2 separate regions of the Homo sapiens genome follow, and region 2 is linked to region 1. Evidence: chromatin loops called from intact Hi-C (ENCODE). Cell type or tissue: ovary. All regions are shown on one strand.

Region 1 (4,000 bases):
ACTTGGTAAACAAAGGGAGGTGAGGCCGCTTGAGCAATGGTTTTTTAAGGCGCTGCTGAGGCCTGACCCATTCCTGCCTGAGGAAATGTCTACCAATCCAGTGGGTTAATCCTTCCTCCACCCTGCCCCACTCATCCCTTCCACTCATACTTCTGTCTTGCTGTTCCTGGAACTCATCTTGCTATTTCATGCCACTGTTGAAGATTTTCCTGAAATCCTTTCTTCTTCTCATCCCCTGGGAAATTTTTGTTATTCCTCATGTATATGCTCAGTGTCTTGTGCTTTTCAAAACTTTCCCTGATGGTCCCAAGAGGATGGAGTGGATTCTTCTCCCTGACCTTGTGCCTGACTCTGCCGCTGCACCCGTCACCCCCTTTTGATGTCTGCCAGGACCTGGGCATGCCTCTGCTAGGCAGAGGATCCTTGGGAGCAGAGCCATCACATCTGAAGTCCTCTACTCCTATCAGGGAACTCAGAAAATTTGAGGAGAACAGACCTAAATCCAGTAATGAGAATGCCCCTTTCACTGCTTCCCACGTGTGCACAGGCTGCACCAGCACTAAGGGCTTGCTCTGCCTCCCCCTTTTCCAGGCTGATGTCTGACCACTCACCCCATCTTTTCAATCAGCTTTCGTCAGGCAGGCTGAGATCGCTGTACAATCACTGAGATCCTGCTTCCCTAGTTACCGTCATGTGGCAATTTTATCTCCACCTGATTACATCTAAGATGCTTTGATTGAAGTTTGAATATTTCCAAACAGCTTAAACAAACATCAACAGACCATATTTTTCGTTCTCCTCCTCAGAACCCTGTAGTACTTTCTCATCATGTTTGAAAAACTTCCTAGAGCCCTTACCCCAGCCTGTGAAGCCCTGCATGGCCAGCTCATGACCTCTCCTCTGACCCTGGCTTTCCCACTTTCTCTCCTTCCTACACAGCAGTCCAGCCATCCTTGCCTGCCTGCTGCTCCTGGGGACTGTCATGCATGTTTTTTGCCAAGGGCCTTTGCACATGCTGTTCTCTCTGCCTGAAATAACCATCCTCCTCATATCAGCATGGCATCTTCTGTCACTTTATTTATGGATCTGCTCTATTATCCTCTTTTTAGAAAGGCTTGCCCTGACCACCCTGTCTAAAATTGCAGCTCCTGCCCCCAACACAATCACTATCACCTTACCTGATGTAGAAGGAAGAATAACTGCTCCTCAAATATAACTGTGTCTTAAATGTTGGAATCTGTATACATTACATGGCAAAAGGGACTTTTTAGATGAGATTAACTGAAGGATTTGAGATGGGGGAGAGCATCCTGGATTGTACAGGTAGCCTTTAATGTAATCAGAGTCCTCATAAGAGGGAGGCATTTGGTTTTCTGTTCCTGTGTTAGTTTGCATGGGGTAATGGCCTCCAGCTCCATCCATCTTGCTGCAAAGAACATGATCTTCCTCTTTTTATGGCTGTGTAGTATTCCTTGGTGTATATGTACCATATTTTCTTTATCCAGTCTATTGTTGATAGACATTTAGGTTGGTTCTAGGTCTTTGCTATTGTGAATAGTGCTGCAGTGGACATTTGTGTGCATATGTCTTTATAGTATGATTTATATTTCTTTGGGTATCACTTATAAGTGGGAGCTGAACAATAAAAACACATGGACATAAAGAGGGGAACAACAAACACTGGGTGGAGGGAGAGGATCAAAAAGCTACCTATTAGGAACTATGCTTACTACCTGGGTGATGACATAATCTATACACCAATGCCCTGTGACATGCAGTTTACCTAAGTAACAAACCTGAACTTGCACCCGGAACCTAAAATAAAAAATAAATAAAAGGGGATGCATAAGGGTGAGAGAAGATGTGACAACCAAAGCAGAAGTCGCAGTAATATGGGATCACAAGCTGAGGAATGTGACACCTCTGGAAGCTGAAAAGACAAGCAGACAGATTTTCCCCAAGATCTTCCAGAAGAAACACAGTCCTGCTGACAGCAGGATTTCAGCCCAGGGAGACTTCCAGGACTGTAAGATAATAAATTGATATTATTTAACCTACCAAGTATATGGCCATTTGTTATAGCAGCACCTGGAAATTCATACACCTGGATTTACTTTCATTCATAGAATTTACCACTTTTTTTTTTTTTTGGGACAGAGTCTTGCTCTGTTACCCAGGCTGGAGTGGAGTGCAGTCGTGTGATCTTGGCTCACTGCAACCTCTGCCTTCTGGGTTCAGGTGATTCTTCTGCCTCAGCCTCCCAAGTAGCTGGGATTACAGGCATGCACCACCACTCCTGGCTAATTTTTGTATTTTTAGGAGAGATGGGGTTTTGCCATGTTGGCTAGGCTGGCTGGAACCCCTGACCTCAAGTGATCCACCTGCCTCAGCCTCCCACAGTGCTGGGATTACAGGCATGAGCCACTGTACCTGGCCAGAATTTACCACTTTCTGCCATTGAATTGCAGATTTGTCTCCTTGCACCAGAAGGTCAGCTCCCCTGTTGTAGGTTCATTGTGTGTTTTGTTCACTGTTGGTTCCCGGTACGTAGTAGAGGGCCTGGAAGGCAACATATACTCAGTCATCATTTCAACAAGTGTATACCCACTCAGTAAAAATGTATTTATTCTCCCCAAAATATTTTTTGAATGAGTGACTAATGGAAGCTTTTCATGATAGATGCCTGCCACAGCTTGGTCAGCCCCCTTTCTGTGTAAACATCAACAATTTCCTGTAGAGAGGGTGATCTCATTTCCCACTCCCTCAGAGAGCTCCCTACCCATACTCCCACTACTCAATGTAGGTCATTCATTCATGCATATATGTCATTATCTTGAGTGAGTACTTAACACAGCACTACCTGCCTGGCACCTGGATTCAGCAATGAACAAGACTGTGGCTCTTTGTTAAGGGGTCATCTGGTTACCTGGATTATTTCTGTACTAAGGAGAGACAAACTCAGAAATAATCGCCATCATTATATGCTGATTATATAATAGTCTTATTCCAAGAAAAATCTTAGAGAGATGTTAGCTCATTGTACAGATGAAGAAACTGAGATTCTGAGATGTTAAGTGACTAGGTTGAAGGCCCATGGCTGGACCAGGGGATTGGGTGGCCACTCTTCAGTGGCTTCTGTTTACTGAGTTGCCCTTTTGCTACGTCACTGTCTATGGCCGTCATCCTGACTTGGGGATGCAGGCATCACTACCTCCATTTTATTAAATGGAAAATCAAGGCTTGGAAGTTAACTTACGTCCTCAGGTTCACACTGACTCAAATAGTGGGGCTGGGTTTAAAACTTTGTTTAAACCTTTGTCCAGGGAACACCAAACCCTCCTTTTCATCCATGGCCTGACTCTCTCCCCATCAACAGATAGGACCTCTCTCTGCTGCAGCCCAATGACCCATACCTCAGATGCTTACAGAATCAGGCAGGAAACAGAGATGCATAAACTGGGCCAGGTGTGACAGTGGTGAATCAGAGAATATTGTGGAAGGGCATCGCAGGCCCAGATTTTTTTGGCAAATCTTCCAATTTCTTGCGGTTTTAACGTGTTCCCCAAAGTTTATGTGTTGGAAACTAAATTTCTAATGAAACAGTGTTGAGAGGAGAGGCCTAATAAAAGGTGATTAGGCCATGAAATCTCTGCCCTTATGAAGGGACTGCTGTCATTATCATGGGAGTAGATTAGTTATCACAAGAGTGAATTACAAAAGCAAGCTTAGCCCCCTCTTGCTCCTTTGTTATCTTGCGCTCTCCTGCCCTTCCTCTGTGGGATGATGCAGAAAGAAGGCCCTCATCAGATGCCAGCACCTTAATTTTGGACTTCTTAGCCTCCAGAACTGTGAAAAAATAATTAAAAATAAATAAATTACCCAGTCTGTGGCATTCTGTGATAGCAACACAAAACAGACTAAGGCATATCAGAAACCAGGATTTGGGGGTGACATTGTCTAATTTTTAAATACTGTAACTTATTCAAAACAATTTTAATCA
Region 2 (4,000 bases), 60 kb after region 1:
TTCCTTCTCTGGCCCTCTGTTTTCTCTGCTGTGAAGTAAAAACCTTAAACTCTGGTTTTCCCTGGTTTCCATGGTGCCATAGGGGGTCCAGGAAGTTCCTTAGGGTCACTTGGGGGCTAATGGGGTTGAGTTTGTGGACCAGGCCTCTGCCTTGCCTTATCCTGCATTCCTTTTTTTTTTTTGAGACAGAGTCTCGCTCTGTCACCCAGGCTGGAGTGCAGTGGCGCCATCTCGGCTCACTACAAGCTCTGCCTCCCGGGTTCACACCATTCTCCTGCCTCAGACTCCCCAGTAGCTGGGATTACAGGCGCACACCACCACGCCTGGCTAATTTTTGTTGTATTTTTTTAGTAGAGACAGGGTTTCACCATGCTAGCCAGGATGGTCTCAATCTCCTGACCTCGTGATCTGCCCACCTCGGCATCCCAAAGTGCTGGGATTACAGGTGTGAGCCACCGCGCCTTGCCTCCTGCATTCCTTTTTTAACTTGTTGGTGTTCTACATTTGATTTCATTTAAGGAAGGGTTTCTGCTGCTCAAACATTTTGACAGCTGGTAGCCTAGATAGTCTCTCCTGCTCAGCGAGTCTGAAAGTTGACCACCCGCAGCCTGCTTCGTCGGCTGAGAATTGGGCCCAAGCACAGCCAACTTTGATGAGTGGAGATAGATCACTCAGACTATGTGATCAAATCAAAAAAAGAATTACGGGCTTAACAAAATAAATTGCAATTTGTAGAATTGAAGGCAGCACATGAATGGTTAAAGAAAAATGTCCTATTCCAAATCCATATTAACTACTGTGCTCCCAGGTCCATGACCGGCACGGGCTGAGGGAGGGGGAATACAACAGGGGCATGGCACATGCTCCCTGCAACCCCACTCACCTTCCCTGTCCAACCAGAGGCTGCACAGTGCCTCAGGGCATCAGGACTCATGCCCAACTGTAGAGACATAGAAAACAGCACGGAGTGAACATCCATTGCCAGGGAGGCATGCTTCACTGATAAACGGCCGCCTGGGCTTCTATTGTGGAGAACACTTTGAGATGCCAGCACCGAATGACAGGATCAGTTGAAGGATCACATTGCAAGGTCCTGAGTCCAAAATGATGACATTTTCTTAGAAAACCTATCACAAGGGAATGTTGTGGATTTGAGACATTCCTCGTGTTATTGAATTCCCAGCAAGACCCCCGCTGTGTACAACTCCAGGACACCTTGTGCAACACAGCAGCCTGGTCCTCGGGGCCCTGGAAGATCAAGCTCAAGACTTTTCCACCCCAAAGTAATAGTGGTGCTTTATTAATAAAAACATAGCAGAAGGTGCAATTTATTTAGAAGACACTAGCCCCAGGCTGTTCTGAGTTCATAACATTTACACACACACGCTACAGAAAGTCAGATCGCTAACGGAAATAGTGAAGCTGACTCACAGCATCAGTTTAAATGTGATCACAATAGGATATTATTTTTAAATGAAACAATTTTTTTCCAGCTTTATTAAAGTAGGATTGGCCAATAAACATTGTATATATTTATGGCATCCAACGTGATGTTTTGATATGTGTACACACTATGAAATGATTACCACACTCAAGCTGATTAACCCATCCACCACCTCACACAGTCACCTTTTTTGTGTGTGGTGAGAACACCGAGTTCTACTCTCGGCAAATTTCGAGTACACAAGTCGTTCTTACCAGCTGTTGTCACCATGCTGTACATTAGAGCCCAGGGCCGCCGCCTCCTGTAACTAACAGTTTATAGTGCCCTTTGACTGGCATCTCCCCTCCACCCAGCCCCTGGCACCCTCCGTTCCACTCTCTGCTTCTATGAGCATGACCTTTTTAGGAACACACATAGGTGGAAGTGCCCAGTCCGGCCTTCGGATCGCCTCTTCTTCCTCCTGTCGGCAATGGGGGGATGGTCCCCAGTGCCTCCCAGTGCCTTCCCTCCCTGTGGCCCATGAAGAAGAGGAACCCCGGCCACTGCACTTTATAAGGCCTGGCTGCCCATGCCTGGGGGAATGAGGGCAGAGAGTAGGGTGACGAGGTGATAGCTCCGGGGTGGGCCACTGTCCTCTCGTGCCTCCTGAGCTCTCTCTGAACCTGACCCTTAAGAGCATGTTGGAATCCGCTCTCAGCTTGTGTCACTGCTGCTCTGCAGGACTGGGCCTCATCTCCTCTCCCTCGCCCCTCATCCTCCTTGCTCGGCAGATCATGAACCTTCTTCCCCTGCAAATGTGAATGAAAGGGAATGCCGTGAACCGGTACCTCAGCTTAGTAGATGAACACACTGAGGCCCAGAAAGGTGGAGTACTTCCCCCAGGATCCTTAGGCCTTTAGCAGAGGAGTCAGTATTTCAACCTATCTCTGTCTGACTCCAAGCTTGAGCATCTCCCACCATGGACCTTGCCTCCCAGGCGCCGTGGAAGCCTCTGCGTCATGCAGCCTGCAGAGATGGTCAGCAGGGATAACAGGTGTGCCAGTTGCTTCTCCTCCGGCTGTGCTGCATCCTGGAAGAGTCGGTGCCAATGTCCTGGCCCCTGCTCTTGCAGAACAGCCCATAGCCTCAGAGGCTTCTTCACAAGTGAGATTGGGTTTTTATTTCCAGCCACATATGTGAAACTAGAAGAAATATCTTGGAAGGTGATGACACGAGGGCCATTGTTCCCAACAAATGTGCGAGGATTTCAGAGTGTTTGCTGATTCAGAACACAAGTGCGTTTGCGGGATGGTGGACACATTGAACTGAAAGCTTACAGAGACTGCTGCATTCAGGAACCCACATCCTTCAGAGACATCTGTGCTGGGCACCTCCTTCCAGAAGCAGATATCCTTTCCCTACTCCGCTGTCTTGGCAGGGCGTGCGTTCTCATGCTCCTGCACCTCTCAGGCTTGGCTTTGCACATGTTCTATCTGAGCATTCTTAAAGAGGGTCCACAGTTTGTTCATTTCAGGGAGGCCGTCCCAAACCATCTGGACTTGTCCACTCATAGGCCTTCTCCCTCTCTCACTTGCCTGTTTGATTTCAGCACAGCCCCTTTTCATCTCTGATGTTAATGTGTTTTCTTACTTCTTTATAGAAATTTTTTCCATCCTCAGAAAAAAAATGTGAGCTTTCTGAGACCAATGGTCCTGTGTATATTGTTCTCTGCTGTGTTCCCCTAAATAGTATCTGGCACATGTAAGCATTTGATCATATGTATGTTATGTTGAATTAGATATTTGTACTTGGTCCATAGCTTGGGACTTAGTATGTTCAGAAGTTCAGAAAGAACAGGGTGGAAGAAATGAGGAGCCATCTGTCCTCTCATTGGGCGGAGATTCTCAAGGGTAGGGACCTTGCCCTTTGCTCATCCTCATCCTCAGATCCCAACACAAGACAGTGCCCTTTGCATGGGTGATATATTACCCCATAACATGCTGAGTTTACTGTGAAAATGTATGCGCCAGAGCAATTGAAAGATGAACTTCAATGCGTCGATCTTAGGAATTCTCCTTAGTTTTTATTTTTAATTATATTCTCTGTAATTCATAGTAGAATTGTGTATTAGGCAGTTCTCTCACTGCTATAAAGAAATACCTGAGACTGGGTAATTTATAAAGAAAAGAAGTTTAATTGGCTCATGGTTCTGCAGGCTGCACAGAAACTGTAGCTGCTTCTGCTTCTGAGGAGGCCTCAGGAAATTTACAATCATGGTAGAAGGCAAAGCGTTACCAAAGATGTCTTACATGGCAGGAGCAAGATGAAGGAGGAGAAGTGCTACACACTTTTAAACAATCAGATTTCATGAAAACTCATTCACTCACTATCACAAGGACAGCATCTAGGGGTGGTGCTAACCCATTCGTGAGAAGCTGCCCTCATGATCCAATCACCTCCCACCATGCCCTGCCTCCAACATTGGGGATTATAATTGAACATGAGATGTGGATGGGGACACAGATCCAAACCATATCAAAGTGTGTGGTTTTTTTCTTTTTGGGATTGTTTGCTTTT

What was found. A loop is a pair of places that touch in the nucleus more often than their neighbours do. Peaks named below come from ENCODE experiments on the same cell type or tissue, not always from the same donor. Only the 100,000 strongest peaks of a DNase experiment are listed, where the experiment ranks them.
Region 2: it touches region 1 in a loop (4-fold over the local background); 1 of 110 quality-filtered maps calls a loop at or near these places.

What each region holds. Positions count from the first base shown.
Region 1 is chr4:5,130,662-5,134,661 of GRCh38, forward strand. All of the region lies in intron 1 of STK32B (serine/threonine kinase 32B), which reads left to right. Among named protein-coding and RNA genes, the nearest start is that of STK32B, 81 kb to the left of the region's middle. RefSeq lists a silencer at 2,601-2,895 and an enhancer at 3,360-3,958. In ovary, no CTCF peak of the experiment used is centred here; no DNase peak of the experiment used is centred here.
Region 2 is chr4:5,191,087-5,195,086 of GRCh38, forward strand. The region is part of intron 3 of STK32B (serine/threonine kinase 32B); the gene reads left to right. Among named protein-coding and RNA genes, the nearest start is that of STK32B, 140 kb to the left of the region's middle. In ovary, no CTCF peak of the experiment used is centred here; a DNase peak (open chromatin) is centred at 1,885.